2 separate regions of the Homo sapiens genome follow, and region 1 is linked to region 2. Evidence: read pairs that join two places in POLR2A ChIA-PET (ENCODE). Cell type or tissue: PC-9. All regions are shown on one strand. Links, peaks and the distances in the headings refer to the core of each region. The heading gives the core; the rest is flanking DNA.

What was found. ChIA-PET counts read pairs that join two places held together with the same protein. Peaks named below come from ENCODE experiments on the same cell type or tissue, not always from the same donor. Only the 100,000 strongest peaks of a DNase experiment are listed, where the experiment ranks them.
Region 1: POLR2A ChIA-PET joins it to region 2 with 10 read pairs; 6 of 35 experiments call an interaction of 5 or more read pairs at or near these places.

The regions. Positions count from the first base shown.
Region 1 is chr14:68,512,665-68,520,995 of GRCh38, reverse strand. LOC124903334 (a long non-coding RNA gene) reads left to right here. Exons shown (of 3, transcript XR_007064223.1): 3 at 1-4,689. It also overlaps a transcript of RAD51B not described here. Among named protein-coding and RNA genes, the nearest start is that of RAD51B-AS1, 170 kb to the left of the region's middle. RefSeq lists an enhancer at 8,330-8,331. In PC-9, for the core only: no CTCF peak of the experiment used is centred there; a DNase peak (open chromatin) is centred at 6,235; H3K4me3 peaks cover 673 bases; H3K27ac peaks cover 5,461 bases.
Region 2 is chr14:68,600,199-68,608,529 of GRCh38, reverse strand. LOC107984016 (a long non-coding RNA gene) reads left to right here. Exons shown (of 3, transcript XR_943973.3): 3 at 2,044-3,130. It also overlaps a transcript of RAD51B not described here. Among named protein-coding and RNA genes, the nearest start is that of RAD51B-AS1, 81 kb to the left of the region's middle. RefSeq lists enhancers at 849-1,495, 7,992-8,161. In PC-9, for the core only: no CTCF peak of the experiment used is centred there; no DNase peak of the experiment used is centred there; H3K27ac peaks cover 824 bases.

The DNA.
Region 1 (8,331 bases), core at 24-8,023, 87 kb after region 2:
CCTTACCCCTACCCCCTGCCACCCAAAACAATCCAAACAAAAACTCCATCAGCCTGGTCTCCATGGACATGTTCTTGATGCAGTCAACCTTTCAGGACTATTGACGTTTCTCTTTGTACCTTGTACTTTTCTTTCACAGCCCTTAGGACAATGTATAATCACTTACTTATTTTCATATTGACTTGTGTAATACCTGTTTCCCAATAGACTGTAAAATTCATGAGAATGAGACCAGGTGGTTTGTCTCCTGTTCTTCCCCACACCCTAACTGGCACACAGTAGGTCCTCACTATGTATTTGTTGAATGGATAGTATTAAAGTGAAGATGGGTCCTAGGGTGAGGAAGAGTTTCTGGGCACAAAGAAAGGCCATGAAACCTGGCAAAAAATACATATGAGCTCATATCTTGTTTTCCTGAGGAGCTATTTGGTTTCTTCCTCCTCCTATTTGATGAAGTTATATGTTTAATTAAAGCCCTGAACAGTTAGAACAAATGTATAGGAAATGATCACATGATCATGAACTTAGCAAACAGCTACAAGCTTAACTGTCTAATATGGGGAGTGCCTAAATGATATGTATCAATATGGTTGACTCTCAGTTATCCATTCCAGTGGATAATCTAATAGCCAGTAATCTAATAGTTCATAATTTACTTGCCTATAATCCCATAAGTTTTACATGTGGCTTTGGATTATGTTTTGGAATTTGCACCAGGGTATGGGGGCTCTGATGGTTTAGGAATTCACAGTACTTTGAGCATATATGTCCTATGTCACTACCCCAGTTGCCCATTAAGGATTCCTCTGGGTTCCAACTGCATGTGGAAAAAATACTGCATTGTGCTTAGGAGGAAAGTGCATTGGTCTTTGTTTGTTTGTTTGTTTGTTTTGTTTTGGCTGTAAAAATTGGGGTCCAAACCCCAGCTCTTGCATTTACTAACTAGCTCTGTTTTCACACTACTTGTCCCCGTCTAAACCACTCCCTCAGGCAGGTGCAAAACAAGGCGAAAGCAGAGTTAAGCTCCTTATGAACTTTCTGTTTTACATCTAGGCAAAGAAACGTTCTCTCTTCTCCTTTTTTTCTCTTTTTCTTTCTGCCTTAGAAGACCTTCTCTTCCAGCTCAGTGGGATGAAGTCAACAAGGTCTTTGCTTTACAAAATCATGCCTGATTGGGAAAGATCCTGAAAATGTCTAGACAAATCTGAAAGAAAAATGCTGTCCTGGGCAATCTAATACAGAAAACTGACTCTGGGCTTTCCCTGGGCTCCACTGGTCCCACCAATGGTGCAAATGACGGTGACTTTCTCCACGTTCTACATACATCTGGGCATTTGCTCATGCTGTCTTGGGTCAAAGTCTCAAGTTGGAAAATGGATTCATCCTGAGATCCAAGGCAGAACCAGTCGTGTTGTCAGTGGGTAGCTGAGACCCCAAAATTCCCACCTCTTTTCCTGTCATGAAGTTTCTATCTCGAGAGAAAACAGCTGTCCATTCTTAGGCCAACTGGGACTGAAGCCAGCTGTTCCTTCCAGATGCCAAGAGTCAGATGCACGCCCACTCTTTTCTCCTATTCCCTAAGGCTGAAGTCTCAAACTTTATTGAATTTATTAATAACCTCAGGGACTTGCTAAAAAGCATTTCCCCAGGCTCTACCTCCAGAGAATCTGATTCAGTTAATTCAGGTTGGCCAGGAAATCTGCATGTTAAATAACAACCCTCCTGCCCCACCTCATTTCTGATCTCTAGGAAATTCCTATGTAATTGGTCTGAGAATCATACTTTGAGTGACAATAGCCACAGTGGAGGCACTGGTGTGCCGGTAAATGTTTAACAACTGGCTCTGGAGGTGGAAAAGCCTGGTTTGTAGCTTGCTGATTTCTGTGGTATAAATATTCCCACCTTGGTCAACTCAAGCTACAAATATGACATCATGATTGTGAAGTTGGGAAAAGGTTTGTGCAATCAGTTCTGATAAGCCCATAGTAACTGATTTCAGCATGCCCACTGGGTGGAAGTGGCCGGATGCCTCCAAATGCTGGTTCCTAGGCTCTGGCATAGAAGGGCCACTGTTTGGTCCAGAATGTCACATCCCCTAATTTTTTTTCCCTAAATCCTTCGTTTTTTGAATGGTTTGTTTTGGTTACTGGCTCTCGGAGACCTTGAGGGGTTCCAAGCCAGAGAACAAAGAAGGGGAAGAGAAGGAGCTCCAAGAAAGAAAATGCAATTAGTGTAGGATGTTGGCCTCAGCTACGCTGCTAACCTTGTTCAACCCAGCTTTCAGCAGGGAAGGGGTTTCAAACACCTGTCTCTGCCTTCATTTGATAAGCTTTCTGGTCAAGTCACATTAACCTGATCCTGCTGACCTGGAGAAGGATGAAAAGGCTGAGTGTCGGGGACCTGAGGGGATGAAAGTGGATGGGGGAGGCCTGGGGGGGGGGCTCATATGACCTGGGGTCACCATCGGCTTAAGGCTTCCCCTTTGTCTCCCTGCTCTGGCCCCATGTTTGAAGGTTCTGGTGATTTCCTCCCGCCCCCCGACTAGGCGAACAGATGTGGAAAGATCTCCAGTTCCCAGGGCTCAGGACACAACTGCCTGTTGTTTCCCGCCTGCAGACCGGGGCCTGCAGTCACAGGCAGAACAGCTACGCAATCACTTGCCAAAGAGCTGAGCCCAGTCAGGTGTGGGGTGCAAGCCTACTCTGCCTTTTGGGAGTGAGAGGATGTGTAAGCCTAGCTGAACAAGAATGGAAAACAACCATGTTCCCGCCCTGTTGTGCTCTAAGTTCACTGTGTAGGAATTCAGAGGCACTTTAGCAGAGGCAATGACTTGAGCTCTTCCACGGCAATACAATGCTCACAGGTGCCATGACCATTTGAACAAACGCTGCCTTCTGGGCCAGCTGCTTCTCTTGTCCCACACTGCAGGTACTGCCAACGTGAGAACTTTGCCCACTTCTAGACTGGAGTTGAGGGCACCCTGCTACTCTAAAAAGGATGTTTTCCTCAGCCCACTGAGCTTTCAGGGCTCACTAGATCAAGGCGGTAGAAGAGTTACAAAGGAAGGGGTGCAAGTGTTAGCTTCCTTATGTACCTTATTTATTCAACACTGATAGTTTCAGAAATGGCTTAGAGCCTAGCTTCCTCACCAATATCCATATACCTTTGACAAGTGGGACAAATAAAAGCATAAAAATATCTCCCTTAAATAAAACGCCTTTCTCATATCTAGTCCATCTACAAGAATAAGCTGATACCTAATGATATGTTTTCTAGTTTATGCAATAAATGGTGGTGATTACAATTTTGCACAAAGACCTGGTACATATACGTCTTAGCATGTAGCACATTTACCTGTAAATGCTACAAGTAGCAGAATGACAGCCATCTCCCTAAAGCACTGATTCTCCAAGTGAGGTCTGCAGTCCCCTGGGATCCCTGAGACCCTATCAGGGTGTCTGCAAGCTCAAAATTATTTTCATAATTTTGATAATATTTCATAATAATACCAAGATGTTATTTGCCTTCTTCACTGTGTTGACATCTGGGTAAAATTGCTGGTGCTAGACTATGCTGGCAGTCACGGCATTCTTCACTGCTACAAACTTACAGGGGGAATAAATGCCAGTTTCACCAAAGAATGTCCTAAATTAGACAGTAAAAATTATTAATTTTATAAAACCTTGCCCAAAAGGTACTTTTTCTCTCCTCCCCTCCTCTCCCCTCTCTGCCTCCCTTCCCCTTCCCCTTCCCTTTCCTTTCCTTCCCTTCCCTTCCCTTTCTTTTCTTTGTGTGATGACTTGGAAACAAAGTATCAAGCATTTCTGGTGCATCCTGAAGTATGATGGTCATCTGGAGGAAAAGCACTTGTGTGAGTGTCCTGAGTTGTGATCTGCACTAGTCACTTTCATGGAACACAATGTTTACTCAAAAGGACCAAATAACCATAGTTATTCAGATTTGGTTATTTGACAGGCATTTTCTCAAAAATGAACAAACTGAGCTCATCACTTCAAGAAAGACAATAATTAACAGTATTTTCTGCCAAAATAGAAGTATAAAGCAAAAATTAGAATTTTTAGAAACCTGTATCTGCCATAGTGAACTTAACACCTTCCCAACACTTACAGAGGTTTTTGATGAGATCAGTGATATTAACAAATAAGAACTTTTAGTTTTCATCAAGAAATATATCAAATTTGAAAAATCTGCATGACTTAGTGAAGCAATATTTTCCAAATGACCCATGCATATTATTTCAAAATCATGCATGAGCAAAAGATCTATTCAGAGTACAAGCCAGATAACTGAATTTTAACATAACTGAGCACAAAAAGTTCATTGATATAGTTTCAGATTCCACATTGCAACTAACCTTAGTAATCTACTATTGGTTGAGTTTTGGTATAATGTCAAAGAAGAATATTCACAATTATCTGAAAAGACTATTAAAATATTCCTCCCTTTTCCAACAAAATAACTACGTGAGGCTGGGTTTCCTTCGCATACTTTATCCAAAACAACATTATCACAGCTGATTGAATGCAGAAGCCGATATGAGAATCCAGCTGTCTTCTATTAAGCCGGACAGTCAAGAGATTTGCAAAAATGTAAAACACTGTCACTCTTCTCACTTGGATTTTTTAAAAAAGTTATTTTTATAATAAAATGTTATTTTTAACGTTTAAATGGATTAATGAATATATGCATTTTAATAAATTACTAAATGTTAATTTATTCATTAACAATGAATAAATATTAAATGAACAAATATTATTTTTGGTTTTAGTTTTTAATATGGTAAATTATTTAATTATCTATTGCTGTATAGCAAAGTATCCTAAAACCTAGTGGCTTAAAACAACAATAATCACTTGAGTTGCCAGCCTAAAGAAATGGGTCCAGCTTCCGGGCAGGGCGTGGTGGCTCACGCCCGTAATCCTAGCACTTTGGGAGGCCGAGGTGGGCGGACCACAAGGTCAGGAGATCGAGACCATCCTGGCTAACATGGTGAAACCCCGTCTCTACTAAAAATACAAAAAATTACCCGGGCATGGTGGTGGGTGCCTGTGGTCCCAGCTACTCGGGAGGCTGAGGCAGGAGAATGGCATGAACCTGGGAGGCAGAGCTTGCAGTGAGCCGAGATCATGCCACTGCACTCCAGCACTCCAGCCTGGGCGACAGAGTGAGACTCTGTCTCAAAAAAAAAAAAAAAAAGAAAAGAAAAGAAAGAAAGAAAGAAAGAAATTGGTTCACCTGGGTGGCTCATACCTGTAATCCCATCACTTTGGGAGGCTGAGGTGAGATGATCATTTGAGGCCAGGAGTTTAAAACAAGCCTGGGCAACATAGCGAGACCCCATCTCTAAAAGAAAAAAAAAAAAGCCAGGAATGGTGGTGCACACCTGTAGTCCTAGCAACTTGAGAGACTGAGGCTGAAAGATCACTTAATCCCAGGAGGTTGAGGCTACAGTGAATTGTGATTGCACCACTGCACTCCAGCCTGGATGACAGAGGGAGACCCTATCTCTCTAAAAAAAAAAAAAAAAAAAAGAAGAAGAAGAAGAAAGGAAGAAAAGAAATTATTGGTCCATATGTCTGAAATGTCTTTGCTGTCTATCTTTGTCCCGTTGCTCATAGTTAGACCATCATTTAGGCAACTTCTTGCTCACTTACCCTCCACAAGCTTGGACACAGGTCCTTCTAGCTCTGTTTCTTCTGAACTTGAGATTACTGGAGACTCCCTTATGAGTTTTAACACTCCCCATAACCTTTGTATGATTTGTACATAGAAAATACCCCCAAAATTAAAAATAAATTATTAAACTAAAGGAAAGGTTAGTAAGATTGCTGGACATAAAATTAATATTTGAAAATAAATTATATTCCAATAAGATACACAAATGGCCAACAAGCACATAAGAAATATCTTTAGTATCACCTGCTCTCTGCAGCTCCCAGGCACACCTCCCCAGGAGCAGAGGTTTTCTGGGCTAGGTCAGGCCCTCCCATTACCTGCTTTGTAGAAGACAGGGAAGAAAATCACTCACTGTATGTAATTTTATTTAAGAGAGTGCAAGAATGTCGTGTTTGAGCCTTTCACTCTTTTTTCTTTGTATTTCTTATCGGAAATGAAAGAAAACAGCCAGTGAGATAGGATCTCAGGTCTAGAATTCCTAGCAGGTAATTTGGGAGTTGAAAACAAATCTCCCCTGAAATGCATTAAGCAGGTGAAGGGGATTCCAGTTTCAACTCTGAAACCACACCTTATCCTGGCCTGGCAAATAACTTCCTTCCAGCCCCAGGCAAATCCCAACTTCCACCCGCCAAATGCCTGCAGTTAATAAACGTTTAAGCAACAACAAAAACCCCAAGTGGAAAATGGAAGACTGATTCGAGGCTGAGATACTAGAAGGGCTGCCTGGGAGCCCCTCTCTGAGAGCCGCGCCCACAGGAGGAACTTTTAGCCAGGGAAGCCGGGGCCTGGAGCTGGGGAACCCAAGGCATGATGTCTTTCAGAGCGTCAGAGCAGGGTAAATATCTGATTTGAGTCAAATGATTATTTTTCTTGATCAGATTTGTCCACTTGTTTCATTGGAACTCCATACCACTAGCCATGGTCAAACCCTTCAAAATGGCCAAAATCTCCAGACTGCATTATTGGGCCACAGTAGGTCCTGCTTCCTGCTAAGTGCTGCAAGACTGGAGTTTCCAAGCTCTGGTCTAGATAGGTCAGCTGAGGGTTGGTAAGGAAGTTCTCATGGGTCCAGAGAGAACTAAGAAAAAAAGGATCATGTTATGCTGTGGAAATGTGCTCCGCGGTAATTTTTATTCCCATTTTACATATCAGAAAACAGAGGCTCAGAGACGTTGAATGACTTGCCACATAGCTAGTCAGTAGCAGAGCGAGGATGGAGATTCACATGATCAATCACAGTGACCACCGTTTGCTGAGCACCTGTAGTGAGACAGGCAAACACCTTGTGCTTTGTGTGTGTTAACTTGTTCAGTTCTCGTGGATTGCTTCCTTTTTAAAGAAATGAAACTGTTCAACAGAGCTTCCTGCCATAAGGGAAATCTTCTACATCTCACGTCCAATAGATAGCCACAAGCCCCATGTTGCTATTCAGCCCTTGAAATGTGGTAAGTGAAACTGAGGAACAAAATTTTAAAATTTTATTTCACTTAAATTGATTTAAATGTGAACAGCCACATGTGGCTGGCAGCTCTGGGAGGTTCAGTAGCTTTTCCAAAAGCCAGCGAAGTGATGAGGTGAGGGTTGTGTTGTGGGGCTGATTGAGCCCCAAATCCATGTGTTTCCCCCTTTCTCTCTGCTCCCCTGTGAGGTGGCCTGCCTTTTCCAAAGTAAAAGACACTGGGAAGGAAACTGACCAGACAGTATACAGTCAGCCAAAAATAAAGCCAGACCCCAAAGGTGGGGTCTGTATTTGAGTCTGCTTCTTCCGAATGTGTCTGGAAGCCCCCATGGGTGGCCAAACAGCCCAGCTGGGGGCTTCAGACCCTGCACCAGTAACTTCCCAGAGCCCACCATGGCCCATTTGGCTGGGGCTTATATGACTCACAGGTTCCAACCCTACAATTTAAACTGCAGCATTTCCTTTTTCTGGGCTTAACACTAATTGGTAGAGGTAGTGAGCTCCCAGGCCCAGCCTCACCCTGTCGAAACATGTAGCTCTCAACAGTTCCCACTGGAAGCACCACCCATGAGGTGCAGCTACCATTGCCATGTGTCTGAATGCCAGTGTTTAACCCAAGCTGGCCCATTGTTGTTCCATGAGCCTCTCTATAGCCTCTGAATGTTCATCTTTGCTGCATCACTCTCCTCCAAAACCTCCAAGGACATCCTGTGAAGCTCAGAACAAAACCCAAAGTCACCACTTCCATGGCTGGCCCCTGCCCACTGCTCTGACCTAATGTATCACAGTTGTCCCCTTTTTTCACTCTACTCCAGTCTCTGGCTTCCTTACTGTTCCCCAAACACATCACACTTGTTCCTATTCCAGGCCTTTGCACTTGCTATTCCTTCTGCTTGAAATGTTCTTTCTGGATTGAACATTGCTTACTCTCTCTTCATCCAATCTCTGCTCAAATGTCACCTCTTCAGAGAGGTCTTCCTGACCCCACTGTGTGTAAAATAGTGCACCCCTCACTGCCATCTCTTAACCTGCTTCCTTTCTCAAGGCATTTATCACTAGTATGTATGTTTGTTGGTTTGTTTGCTTACTGTCATCCATACTAAGATGCAAACAGGGTAAGAAGGAACAGTGTCCTTTTTTTAACCCTGTATCTCCAGTTTCTAGAAGAGAGGCTG
Region 2 (8,331 bases), core at 133-8,132:
TAAAGCCCCATTCTAGGTCAGGCCCTTAGGCAGGGAGAGTCCAGCATTTCCTCTTTCACAGCCCCGGGACTTCCTCACCACGCTCAAGCAAGGCCCCTCTGAAGCCGAGCATCTCCTGCGTGCTCCCAAGCCAGGGAACTCTCACTAGGGAAGGACTCGGGGTGGTGGTGGGGGACAGGCCCTCAGCACTTCCCCTCTTAGAGAGACAAGCCAACAGCACAGCTGGACGCCCCACTCGCAATTTGTTCAGCTCAGTTTGATTCTCTTTCTCTCCCTGGTGAGCTTCAGTTTGGAGTTGTTTGCTCTTCATCAGCAGTTTCTGGAAATGTGGTGTTTGGAGAGGGTTGGGGAGGCCTAAGAGAAGGGCAGGGAAGCTGAGAGACTGTGCTGGTGCCCAGCTGCACCTGGGGTGGTCTCTCATGGCACGCGCTGTGCCCAACCCTCAGGCCTACCGCCCTCAGCAGACCTAGGTGTCCTTTCTCAGGCCTCTCAGAACCTTTGGCCTCATACCACCCCTGGCTAGAAAGTGCCACGGGCTCCTTCCACTCAAACCAGAACCTTCTTTTCTTGATTCCTTCCCCTGAGGTCTGGGATTTCTTTGCCTTTCGGCCTGGCTCTTCTTTCCTCTGGAGGCCTGTGTGAGAAGGGGCACGATGTAGGGCCGGGCCTGTCCTCCCGGGTAATCGACAGCCCCTCCTCCTACATTGCCAGCCCCTGTCTTCCTCCCCAGCACCCCGCAGAATGGCTTTGGCCCTCCTTAGAGTGCGCCTCCCCGGGGCTGTGTGCTCCCCGTCCTTTCCTGGTGCCCCATGGTATCTGTCCACAGCAGAAGAGGAAGACACAAAGGCTTTGTGCAGAGACCCCGGGAAGAAGAAGATAAATGGAATTTGCAATAAATCCAGGAGCAAAGTTGTAACTTGACTTAAAAACAAACAAAAGGGCCAGAACTGCACTTAAGCTCGGCAGAAGCTCATCTCCCAGTGTAAACAGAAAAGGGCGGACGTGGGCTGAGGAGCCTCACGGGCCTGGGCTGGCAAGGGAGGGGTCTGGAGCAGGGCTGGCCGCAGACTTCCTCTGGAAGAGATGGGCTGTGGGGGAGGGTCTCTGTGGCCTTGTGAAAGGAGAAAGAAGGTGCTGGCATTGTTGTTGTTTGCCACGCATTTTTCCATGACTTACTCTTTCGAAAGGATACTCTCAGGATTGGGACAAGAAGGTTGTTTTCAAACTGGTACTGGGCAGATAAAAGCTGGGACCAATGGAGAGCAAACAGAAGTGCTGGCATGAGCTCCCAGCCTCAGCCTTCCCTGGAACTGGAACACTGGAGCTCCCTTAAGCCTCTGCACGGGCTCAGAGGGGCTGGGTGCACTACACTGTGTTTCCCTCAGTGGCCCGCCCGCATGACCCTGGAAAAGTCACTCTTGCTGCAATCACTGTGCCTCACCTAGAAGTGTGAGGCTGGACTTAAATTACGGCGCCTTGTTTTTACATGTGACACTTTATAATTTACATATGACACTCCATAATTTACACATGACATGCCACAGTTTACATGTGACACTCCCTAATTTCAACATGCCTCTACACACCTGAGCCTCCTCAACTACTGAAGAAGTTGGGTGGATCAGATGTTATCATCATCTTATGCGTAGGAAAACTGACACAGAGAAGTAAAGAGAACTAGACAAGGTCACACAGCAAATTAGCAGTTGCCCCAGATCAATGCAGTGGGAAAGGTGGGTCCTGAGGTACAGTTCCGACTCAGTTAATAACAAACTGTGTCATCTTGAATGAGCTGCTTAACTTCTCTGTGCCTAGGTTTTCGTCTAAGATGCGATTCCTTCCAAAGGTTAAACAGATTGGCTCCCACCCTCTTTAACTCTTTGTGGCTGGGTTTTTCAAAGTCAGGAACCCCAGGGAACCCAATGGTGTGTCAAGGACCATACAAAACCACAGTTTAAACATGGCATACCTTTCCAGAGCCTCATTTCTACACTCAGATATTTTTGGAGGAAAAAAAGTCAACATAATGAAATCTTTTTTTAGGTTGTAAAACAAGATGGTGATATTGTAGAAGAAGATGCAAAAATTCCAATTTTAAAAGCAAAACCAGAAAACTTCAAGGACACGTGGTGCTTGCTGCCATCTGTTTCCGGTTCTGCAGAGTATGTGTTTGCTCCCTCCTGCCTCCTGGGAGCTTGGTGGGAGAGTTTGGGAAGTGTTGCCAGGGAACCCACCCTAAGAAGCCTGGCTTGGCTCTTCCTAATGGGTATTCGAGCCTCACTAGGCAGTGAGCTGCTCATATTCCTGGTGAAGGTGAGATGGAGCTGTTTTCACAGCATCTTACACAGTTGTTCCGGTCCTAGGCTGCACCTTAGAATCACCTGATGAACTTTCAAACAATACTCATGCCAGAGTCCCACCCGGCCCAAGTGCACCAGAGTTCCTGGGAGTGTGGTTAGGGCACACTGTGTTTTAAAAGCTCCCGGGTGATTCTCAAGTGCAGCTTCCGCTGGGGACGCTGACTGACAGTTTAGACTTCAGAGTTCAGGGATCCTGAGAGTGTCTATGTCCCTGGCGGGAAACGGTGGCACAGACAGCGTGTCCCCTACCCTCTACCTACCAACCACACTTAGACTAGTGGGCGAATGAGACTGCATTCCAGAAGCCCACCCCCAGCTAAAGAAAGGGTGCAGAGGTTAGGGGCGGGTGGAGAGCAAGACGAAACTTTGCAGGGGGGCAGGAAGGCTGTACTGTGTTGGATAGTGTCCCCCCAAATTCATGTCCTTTCCAGAGCCTCAGAACGTGACCTTATTTGGAAATAGGGTCGCTGTAGATGTAATTAGTTAAGACACAGGAGTGGGGTAGGCCCTTCGTCCAATCTGACTACTGTCCTTATGAGAAGAGAGAGAGAGCACATGTGCAGATGGAGGTGCACGCCCAAGCACACCAGGGGCTAGAGGAGGCCTGGGACAGGCTGTAGAAAGTAAAAGTTCCTCTCCAAAGTTTCCCTTCTTGTTAAACTGTTAGCCAGTCGGGTTTTAGTTTAGATTGTCATGTCTGGCTCCAGCCAATGGAGACAAGACACAGTAGCAGGGACAAACTGTGTAAGGAATAAAAATTGATTCCCTCCTTTGTTCGAGTGTACTCTCACCATTGTTCCATCTGCGATGAGCACCCTTTCTGCAGAAAGTAAAAATGGCCTTGCTGAGAGAATTAAATTTATGTTTGAGTGCTATTTCTTTGCAGCACCAGGGAACGAGCATTCTGTTTCTAAACAAATATTTTACATATAACACAGGCTCTCCCTCAGTGCATCGAGAAGGAACCCGCCCTGCTGTGACACCTTGATTTTGGACTTCTCGGATCCAGAAATGTGAAAGAGTGCATTTCTGTTATTTTAAGTAAAACTTGACCAAGTCAGCCTTATAAGAAACTAATGCAGAGGCTGATGTCAGTGAGGCCTCCCTTGAGGGCTGGAGCGAGGGAGGCTGCAGCACCGCCTGGGCCACACCGGTGGGCGTCTGAGGAGCCACAAGGTTGCTGGCTTGATGCCAGCAGTTATATGAAGGAAATGAACACTGGTGGGCTCGTTTTACTGAAAAGCTGAGGGGATGGAGTAAACATGACCTGTCCAAAGTGTCACTCTCCGAAGAAAAGACGAGAACACAGGAGCTAGTTCACTCACTCATTCATTCACTCACTCAGGGAGCCCTGAGTGCTAGGCTCCCAGAATACAAAAGTACATGAGACCAGAGCAGCGTGGCCCTGTCCTCAGTGAGCCTGAGCCAGTGCTCTGCTCCTCAGTGAGGAGGAGGGCCCATGGGCACTAAGATTTCTCCAACCTTGACCTTCGATGACTTAGAGGGAGGCAGGAGGGCAGCCCTGGGGACCATGGCGCTGCCGCTGGGGCATTTTCTGCGGTCACAGCTGTTAATGGGCAGGGCCGAGGAAGGGCTGAGGGGCTGCACACCCATGAGGACATGGAGCTGGCCCCCTGCTCTCCTGGGGCACCTGGTTAAGCACACTTTACTGGAGGGCTGACAGGATCAGGGACAAAAGGCAGCCCCGCCTGGCTGGTGCAGCCACTGGCGGGACACCACAGGAGGTGAGATGGGCTCAGTGGCCACCGATAATTGTACGAAGCTGAAAAATCTCTAGAATATTTCCAGCCCTTTGCACTTGTCAAATATCACACTGGAAACCCTAGCAATTTGTGTAGGACCCTTTCCAGAAGGAAGGGGACTTCATTGGCGTGGCCTTGTGCAGGGGGAGTTTCTCGGAGTTTCAGCCTGGGAGTGGGCCGGGCCTCCCTGTTCTGGGCTCACCCCACCTTCTCCAGCCACTCTCGCGTGCACCTGGCCTCACCATGAAAGGCGACTTTCTAGACGGACTCCCCAGCCAGGAGACGTCTGCGCTTCTCAGGCTCTTTGGTTTTCCCTTCACATTTTTGGGAGTTACATGACACCCAGCAGCCAGCAATCCTGGCGGGCTAAGAAATACAAAGTTCAGGGCCTGAGGCCGCTGTGGCCTCCACTGTGGTTTTTCTGGAGCTCTGTTTCATTTGGGCTAGAGTGAACGCTTCCCTCCGGAGACCCCAGCAGGCAGGGGCTGAAGAAAGTTGAAGGAACAGTCATTTCCACTGTGGCTGGGTGTTGGTCGTCTGGCACGGAGGTAGCCTGACAGCATGCGGACAGGGGGCCAGCGCGGCCGCAGGGCTGGATACACTGAAGGAGCGGCCCAAGGCGAGACGCGGCGTGTGCAGGCTCCCTCTCTGTCTTTGGGACAGCTTGACAACAGCAGTAATCATTAACTCCCCAAGTGCTTTTATTATAAGTCCATGTTACCTGACACTTCAACAGAATTAAAACAGAACAACCATTTGCAGTTAACTTGGCCTTTTATGACCTCACAGACTTTTACAAGGAAGTCTCGGGTTGCCTTATTTTCAAAAGGAAGCCAGGAGGCATGATGGGGACCCCAAAAAAGAGCTGAGAACAGACCCCCAAATCGAAAAGATAAATGAAAAAAACAGATAACATGTTTTATGGTTGTAAAAGCAACACGTGGTCACAGAGGACAATTTGGAAGACACAGAAAAGTATAAAAAATCCCATAGAAGCCACCCATCCCTACAGACCACTGTCAGTGTTCTGAGCTATTTCCACCCTTCCTGATTGTGGAAATAGCTCTTTGCATGTGTGCCTTAAAAACAAAAGTGGAAGCAGATTTGGCACTACAGTTTATGATTTCATAAGTGACGCCCTAAAAACCTATAATATTTCAGGTAAATTTGATATAGGGATCAATAAAGAGAATAAAATTAACCCACAAGTGATTGAGGGCCTAATCCATATAAGGCACTCCATTGGGTACTATGGGGGATTAGAGATGTCTGAGGTTCGGACTCTGGCCTTGAGACACTAGAGGGAGAGGAGAGGAACACGTAAGGGCAGCTTTGATAGTCATATCCTCAGCTCCAGACATTAGGCCCTCAAAATGGTTTGCTGCATTGAGCAGAGTGTAGCCCATCCCAAAGGCTCCTCATTATTTATTCACTCAACAAATATGTACCTGTCCCTATTGCATGTCAGGCATATGGGTGTTTAGGTTTTGGAGCAGGGAAGCATTGTGGTGAGAGCAATGTTTCAGGAGATTTATACGAGCACTGCTGACCAGATGAAAAGCATGATGGGTAATGTTATGTGTTGACTTGCCTAGGTCATAGTACCCGGATATCTCGTCAAATATTAGGCTAGGTGTTGCTGTGAAGGTATTCTTTAGATGACATTAACATTTCCATCAGTAGACTTTGAGTAATCAAATTACCTTCCGCAACGTGGGTGGGCCTTGTCCAATCAGTCAAAGGCCTTAAGAGAAGAGACTGAGGTCAGATTTCAGATTTGCCAGCCTCCACAATTGCATAAACCAATTTCTTAAACTCTATTTGCTTTTCTATCATCTAATATCAACCTATCATGTATTATCTATCTATCTATCTATCTATCTAGCTAGCTATCTATCTAGCTATCCATCCATCCATCATCCATCCACCCACCCACCCATCTATCCGCATCCAACCCTGTTGGTTCTGTTTCTCTGGAGAGCCCTGAGTAATAGAGATGGGACTGGACAAAGGCAGGAGGAGGGAGAGCTGGTTATTCAGAGTGGGTGAGGGAGGTCAGCTGGGCCAGTCAGGATGCTGGGAGGGGTATGTGAACATATGTCTATGTTTGTGTGAACATAACATATGTCTATGTTTGTGTGTCCCAGCTTGCTGGGAGGGAGAGTAGAAACTGAGTCTGGGGACCAGACAGGAAGGTGGACAAGCAGGAAGGCAGGTCACATGGTGGGAAGAGCTGGAGCGGCCCACGGAAGGGAGCAGGAGACCAAGGCCAGTTAGGGAACAGGAGGGCCAGAGGTCAAATACAGTGCAGAGAGGTCTTTGGGGGCAGTTTAGGGACATACACATCCCATTTCTGCCCAGGGATGGGCTTTTCAAAGGACCAAGCAGGTTGGGACAATAAGGCTTGCACAGAGGGGGTGGCAGTGGAGAGGAAGACCTGGAATCCAGGCCCATGAGAATGGTGAAGAGAAATAGGGCAGTAATGATGGGAATTGGTTTGGGGTCAATGATGACTTCAGTTTAGACCTGTTGGGCTTGTGGGAATGACAGAATAAGACTTTCAAGGGTGAGGAGGGGTAGTGACCAGTGTCATGTTCCAGAAAGGACAAGGAAAATGCAGAGTGAGGAAAAGCCATTGGGTTTGACAAGAGGGAGGGGAGGTAGTGGGCCTGCATGTGGAGGGCAGCATTTGTGGGCCCCCTACTATGAGTATATAGAAATGAAAGAACAGAAGAATACTACATGAATGGCGGCAGAGCTGAGTGATGGGAGCCCTGTGCAGATCTGAATGAAGAATGAAACTCAGTCATCAACATATGCAGGCCTGATCCCATTAAGTACTTCCTCTGAGAGTTAGCAAACTGATATCCTTTAATCATGCCTTATATTTATAAAGGCCTTTCTCCAAAGAACTCCAAGTGCTCAAAAACATTAATTAATGCACTCTCCCAGCCCCCTTTAGGGAAAAGTTGGTGGCAGGTATCATCATTCTGTTTATAGGCATGGAAACTATAGCCGACATGAAAATGACGCTGCCAACCAAGGTCACAAAGCTAGTCTGTGGCCAGGAAGGAGGTGAGCCAGGCAGATGTCCTACCTGGCTGTCCTCCTTCTGCAGCTAGGCCATTCCTACATCACCCATCTCTTGCCAGGACCCACCCCCCCACCAAAAAAAAAGTTACTGGTGAGACGTGGCTATGAGATCAACTACAGGGTCCAAGGCTTCAGAGAGTGGCCGCAAGATAATCCCAGAGGGATCTTGGGGCCAGGTGTGGGGCTTGGGGATCAGGTCTTTTGTCTGCTCTGTCTTGGACTACATGGGAACTTAAGCAGCTTACTTCTGCTTACTTATTTACTACCAGCAAATGCTGAGACCAAACAATAACAAAATTTCCAAACTCAAGAAAGCATGCACTCAGTTTGTGTTTCACGGGTACCCACACACAAGAATTCTCTAGAGCTGTAAAGTAAGGAAATACCTCAATTCTTATGCTTCAGGCTGTGCAAAACCCAACCATGTGCTCAGAAGCAAAATGCTCTTTAAACACAAAGAATATCCAGGACAGCCCACTAAGAAGATGATTTGGCCACCTCTGGTGATGATGATGACACCTGCCACCAGCTTTTCCCTAAAGGAGGCTGGGAGAGTGAATTAATTGACATTTTTGAGCACTTGGAGTTCTCTGGACAAAGGCCTTTATAAATATAAGGCATGATTAAAGGGTATCAGTTTGCTAACTCTCAGAGCTTGGGTTTTATCAGGCCATGAAAGGAAGGAAATGCCAGGGGTCCCAATGGCAGAGGTGATCCACAAAGCCCTCTACTGTGGCCCCAGCGGGTGCTGATGTAGGGACCGTTAACCTAAAGGCATGCAGTCCTCCCCAGGACTGCACCTGCCAATGCCGAGCCCTGTGGGCTGCCAATACCCAGCCTGTTGGATAATGAGGGCTGGCTCCTGTGGGATCAGTTAAGCAGTACACACTCCCAGTCTAGAGTTTAATACCCTAGACATGGGTGGACATGGGAAACTCAAGGGGCCACCAGCATGCTGGCCCAATGCCAGAGTTTAATTAGGCCCTAAATCTCCAGTGATTACATGACGGGCCCAGTCCCCTGAGGCCAGCCAAAGGGAGAAACATCCCAAACAGCATTGTATCGGCCTCTTTTGAGTCTTTCCCCTCAACTCATTGTTTGTGGAGGCACTGCTT